Regions from separate parts of the Homo sapiens genome. Here region 1 is linked to region 2. Evidence: read pairs that join two places in POLR2A ChIA-PET (ENCODE). Cell type or tissue: PC-9. All regions are shown on one strand. Links, peaks and the distances in the headings refer to the core of each region. The heading gives the core; the rest is flanking DNA.

Evidence for each region. Peaks named below come from ENCODE experiments on the same cell type or tissue, not always from the same donor. Only the 100,000 strongest peaks of a DNase experiment are listed, where the experiment ranks them.
Region 1: POLR2A ChIA-PET joins it to region 2 with 14 read pairs; 4 of 35 experiments call an interaction of 5 or more read pairs at or near these places.

Annotation. Positions count from the first base shown.
Region 1 is chr20:45,011,403-45,014,318 of GRCh38, forward strand. The region is part of intron 9 of STK4 (serine/threonine kinase 4); the gene reads left to right. Among named protein-coding and RNA genes, the nearest start is that of STK4, 46 kb to the left of the region's middle. In PC-9, for the core only: no CTCF peak of the experiment used is centred there; DNase peaks (open chromatin) are centred at 1,469 and 1,739; H3K27ac peaks cover 2,058 bases.
Region 2 is chr20:45,342,870-45,345,785 of GRCh38, forward strand. All of the region lies in intron 1 of SDC4 (syndecan 4), which reads right to left. Among named protein-coding and RNA genes, the nearest start is that of SDC4, 4.1 kb to the right of the region's middle. RefSeq lists an enhancer at 1-458. In PC-9, for the core only: no CTCF peak of the experiment used is centred there; DNase peaks (open chromatin) are centred at 692, 1,572 and 2,322; H3K4me3 peaks cover 2,500 bases; H3K27ac peaks cover 2,500 bases.

The sequences.
Region 1 (2,916 bases), core at 250-2,749, 330 kb before region 2:
AACCGCAGTGACACTAGGGCAATGTCTTTATTTTATTTAGTTGGGAGATTGGATACCTCATACTTGGCAAAGTTCAAATAAGAAGTCAGCCAAAACATCTCAAAATAGTCACTTTTTCTCTCCCTTCCCAGATTTCTCAGTGGACTTGACACAATTGGTGTTCTTTTTCTGTAGCATGGTACCATGCATATAGTTTTTAAACTGTAATCAGCTAAAATGGCCTTACTTGAATAACTGAATAAATTTTTTAAAAAACCTAATAATTCTTGTGTAGAACTGATTTGAAAGTTCTTGTGTAGAACATACATATATATATATATATATATATTTTTTTTTTTTTTTTTAAGTCAAGTTGTTGGGAGCCAGGACTAAGGCTTATGTTACAGTAAATAACAGTAAAAATATATATATTCCTGATATAGATCAGGAATTTGTTTTTGTTTACAATATGAGCTCTAGTAGTCTGTTTTATTTTTCCATCTGAAAGACTTGCTTCCTCCCTCTATCCAGGTCTTTGATCCTGTCACCTTCTCAGTCCTTCTTTGACTATTTGTCTGCAATAGATTTCCCATCCCCTTATTTTTCTTTTCATCACAGATTACTTCTTGAAATTTATATCACTCTTCTCCGATACAAATTTTTTTTTTTTTTTGAGATGGAGTCTTGCTCTGTCACCAGGCTAGAGTGCAGTGGCGCGATCTCAGCTCACTGCAACCTCTGCCTCCTGGGTTCAAGCAATTCCCCTGTCTCAACTTCCCAAGTAACTGGGACTACAGGCACGCACCACCACACCTGGCTAATGGTTTGTATTTTAGTAGAGATAGGGTTTCACTGTTTTGGCCAGGATGGTCTCGATCTCCTGACCTCGTGATCCGTCCACCTCAGCCTCCCAAAGTGCTGGGATTACAGGCGTGAGCCACTGCACCCGGCCTCTCCCATATAAATTTTAGGATCAGTATATCAAATTTTATAAAATACTACTGGAATTTTGACTTAATTGCATTGGATACACAGATTAATTAGGCAGAATTGCCATCTCTGTGTTAATTCTTTCTATGCATGAACATGGTTTATCTTTCAATCTGTTTGGTCTATCTTTTATATTCTTAGATAATTTTATAATTGTACCAACAAAGATGTTTTAGAGCTTTTTGTTAAATCTATTTTTAGATACTTATTTGTTGCTATTACAAATGGCATAGTTTAAAAAACTTTTGTTTCTAACATTTTTCTTCTATAGACAACTACTGTAGATATTTATGGACTGTTTTATTCATTGTAACAGGTTTTATGGAGATTGCCTTTTTAAAAAAATGGAGACAGTCTTATTGTCTATGAATTATGATTATAGTTTTTCCTTTTGATCTTTATATATAATCTTCTTCTTCTTCTTCTTCTTTTTTTTTTTTTTGAGGCACTGTCTCACTCTGGAATGCAGTGGCGCGATCCTAGCTCACTGCAGCCTTGAATTCCTGGGGCCAAGCAATCCTCCTGCCTCAGCCACCTGAGTAGCTGGGACCACAGGCATGTGCCACCACACCTGTGATTTTTTTTTTTTTTTTTTTTTTTTTTTTTTTATAGAGATGGGATCTCCCTGTGTTGCCCAGGCTGGTCTGGAACTCCTGGGTGCAGGTAATCCTCCTTCCTCAACCTCCCAAAGTACTGGGATTACAAGTGTGAACCACCAAGCCTGGCCAAGGTTTTTTTCTTATTAAGACCTCCAATACAGTGTTGCATAGTAGAGCTGGTAGTGGACATTCTTGTCTTGTTGCTCACTTTAAAGAAAATTCTTGGGATTTTTTACCATGGAGTCTGATTTTGCAGCAGAATTTGGTCGATACCCCTTAACAGGCTAAATAAGTTTTGGTTTATTTTTAGTTTAAGAGGTTTTATTTAAAAAAAATTCTTTAATTAATGTTGTTTTGTCTTTTTTTAATTTGAATAGTTAGCTTTTTAATTTTCTTGCTTACTAATACATTTAATCAACATTGTAACTTTTTCTCTTAGTTCTGTTTTAGCTGTATTCCATACATTTTCATATGTGGTATATTGTAAATATTTTTTTCCAGTGTGTAGTGCTTGTGCTATACACATTTATTTTTTAACCCATGAGTTATTCGGAAGTGTTTTTTAATAGCAAATGTATGATTTTTAAAAACTGCTTATTTAAAATTTTTAATTTATAGAATTGTGGTTGAAGAGTGTGGTCTGTTATATCAATTCTTTGTTATTTTTTGAGACATTGTGGCCTAACATGTTATTAATTTTCATTAAATGTGCTTTGTGTGTCTTAAAAATAATGTATTTTCTAATTGTTTGGTGCAGGAATCTGTAATTAGCAATCAGTTGCTAATTGTCTTTCATTTGTCTATCTTTACCAATTTTTGATACTTGATCTTTTAGCTTCTGGAGATTTGTTAAAATTGTTAAATTGTTAAAATTGTCACTGTGTGGTTGTGGGTTTTGTTAATTTTGGTATTACTCACATATGTCATCCAAAATAATATACTGGTGGCACTGAATACAATTGGTAGTACTGTGAAAATGATGGAATTTTTTGCATATTTTCTCTTTTATATTAAATTATATATTTTCTCTTTCTTTTATCTTAATATGCAGAAGAATAGTTTCACCATTATCCGTTTTCAAGCAACCATTTTTTTAAAGCAGAAGAATTTCTTCTGTTTTATTTGATCATTATGAAATAGGGTGTTAATATTTAGAGCTAAAATGAAAACGGTCCAGGATGTGGTGGCTCATGCCTGTAATCTCAGCACTTTGGGAGGCCGAGGTGGGTGGATCACTTGAGGTCAGGAGTTCGAGACCAGCCTGACCAGCATGGCGAAACCCCATCTCTACTAAAAATACAAAAAATCAGCTGGGTGTAGTGGGGCGTGCCTGTAATCCCAGCTACTA
Region 2 (2,916 bases), core at 170-2,669:
CAAAGCCAAACTCTGGCCGGGTTAAGAACCCTCGTCTAGGTGCTAATAAAGCCAGAACTTTACAAGTTTGCCAAACAGCGATGATGACCTTTGAGTGCCACAGGTGTTTTATAGAGGACACTGGAGTTCACATCAACAAAGTGACGTATTAACTGTGTGTGTCCCTGGGTGAGCAGCAGAGCTAGGACGGGGGCTGGAGTTTTCTGTACCCTCTTTTTCAGTCACCCAGCCTTCAGCAGATGGGACCAGAGAGGCCCCAGTGAGATGCAAGAATGTGCCCAAGGTCACCACTGTGTTAGTTAATGACAAACAAGCCCAAGAAGTCAGGCTTATTCTTCTAAGGTTAAATGAGACCCCAACTGTTGACATATGTGTTCTCTCTCCTCCCTCTCTAGGGCACCATGCAGTGAAAACATACGAGAAACTGGCTTTTCAGAACACTGTACCTTTTCTGTCCACCAACACCCCACCCCTCAAAGTGCTATTTGCAATCACTCAGCCTCCTTAAGGGTAGAAACTCTGCCCCTCCAGCACAGGAGGGTGACCCCAGGTCCTGGACAGTGTCCAGAGTGGTCTGATACCCTTGGCAAACCCCCTGCCCCCTCTCCCTCCAGGCTGCAAACTGTTCAGCATGAGGCTCCAGCAAATCCCAGCAGGAGAGGTGGGGCTGCCCAGAACTGGTTCTTGTTTAAACATAAACCCATTCGATAATTAGCAAACAGCCCACTTCTAAGATAAACAAATAGGAGATTTGGACTCCAAAAGCCCCACCCTAGATTTCTCCCTTCCCACCTCCCAGCTGTGGGGGTAGATAAGGGGGATAAGGGGGATGGAGAAAGCTTTCCAGGAGACCTGGGCTCAGAATCTTCAGAGATAGGACCCCCTGGCATGAAGGTGGCCTGGGCAAGGAAGGGAACTGTCACTAAGTAACACCTCCTCCCTACCAGGCATGGTACTAGGTGCCTTTATTTACAGCCCTGTCGTCTCCTTTAAGCTTCGCCACACCGGTATCATGATCTTCTTAACAGACCAGGAGGCTGGGGCTCAGAGGTGGAGTAGCATGACTGAATTCATGTAGCCAGTAAGAGGTGGACTTCGCACGTCTGGAGTTAAGTCTGTGTAACACCAAGCCAATGTTTCAATGCCCTCTGGCCAGCCCCAGGAAGCAAAGAGGAGTCCTCACAAACATCAGAAAATCCTGGGGTCACACCAAACCTGAACAGTACCAGCTTTTGCTCTCTGAAAAAATGCAGGCCAGTTGCAGCCTCAGTTTTGCCTTAAAGAGGAAAAAAGTACTACCTGCTCTGCAGAGGTCTAAAGCCCAATTTTGAGGACTGGCTGCACAATGTACAATGTCAAAGTCTACATGCAGGCAAGGGGCTGTGAAAGTGCGGGACCTAGTACAAACATGTCCTGTATGTCCCCTCGAGCCCCGGACACTGAAACAGTGACTCCCAAAGGACAAGGTAAAACTCTGAGCTCATTCCAACACCCCCACCACAGAGCTGTCCTATTAGCCAAGAGTTTGAAAGGAAATGGGTGACTCAGGCAGGCTACGCTAGCATGCAGTGACTCACAGCGCTCGGTCCAGCCCCTTACCCCAATTTTAAGCATTCATTTGGAAATCACACTCGCCTGTCCAGTCCGGGAGGTTGAAGGACAGCTAGGAGCCAACTTCTCCCAACAGGGAGATGGGGCTGGGAGCCCAGCCTGGCTTCCCCAGCTCCTCATTCAGGCAGGCTCAGCACTCCAAGTCCTTGGAAAAGCCCTCTGTTTCTAGGAGCTGGGGATGGCAGGAGCTGAATGTCCCCCCGCCACCCCAACTTCTCTTCTGAGACTGGGATTTGTTTAGACTCTTCACCAAGGAGGCCAGCAAAGGGCCCCTCCCCTCATCAATGGGCTCTCTGGGCAGGAAGGACCCTTGGAAGGCAATGGTCCAGCCTCCTTATTTTAGAGTTGGGGACACTGAGACCCAGAGACAGGGCATGTTTGCTCAAGGTCACCCAGCAACGCAGAAGTAGGACCTAAGGTATCTACCTTCAAACCCAGCAAATTTCCTCATCTGGAATATTCTGAGGACACTCAAACCAGACACCTTGCCCTATCAGAAGGACCTGGTTCTGACCTTAGGAAGCCACTGCATTGTTCCGAGCATCAATTTCCTGTAAAAATAGAGAAAATGGTACCTCGCAGTACTGGGAGATACTCATACTAGCAATAAATAACAGTAATGAACCATTTAGAATAAAGTTACATGCACGAATTTATTCATTCATACAAGCATTTCCTGAGTACAAACTAGGGGACAGGTATTTCACAAAAACAAATAGAGCAGAGTTCCTGCCCTCAGTGTGCGGGGGGAGAGAGGGAGGGATTCAGCATTTGGTGGAGTATGTTAATTCCCTCAAGTTAATTCCTTCAAGAGAGAGACCTCTTTTGAATAGTAGGTACTTAAGTTATTAATCAAATTGAGAGATGGAAAGGACTCTGGAGGCTACCCTGTTCAAACCTTTCATTTTAAGGTGGGGGATGTCAGCCCAGCGGGGAAAGAGGCCTCCCCCCAACCTCATGGAACCCTCCAAATCATGGCCCAAATATTTTCGTGGGTGTTTGATAACTCCCTGGGCTCAAGAAGTCCCAAGAGCTCTCACTGTTCACTCAAGGGTCCTAGAAGCCCCTAGGCTTCCGCCCCCACCCCTACTCCCATGTAATCAAGAAGAGGACGCTGTAGAAGACCAGAAATGTCCTTAAGCTAAAGTACACTTGATAGGTGATAGGTGGGGGACACTTCCCCACAACCGCCTGGGCCCGGGGCCAAGTCAGTAGGCTGTGCCCCTGGGTAGGAACACCTTTGGGTGGAGGGGACTCCCAAAACAAGGCTGCCTTTAATTGGCCTGAGAGGGAGTGGCAGGAAGG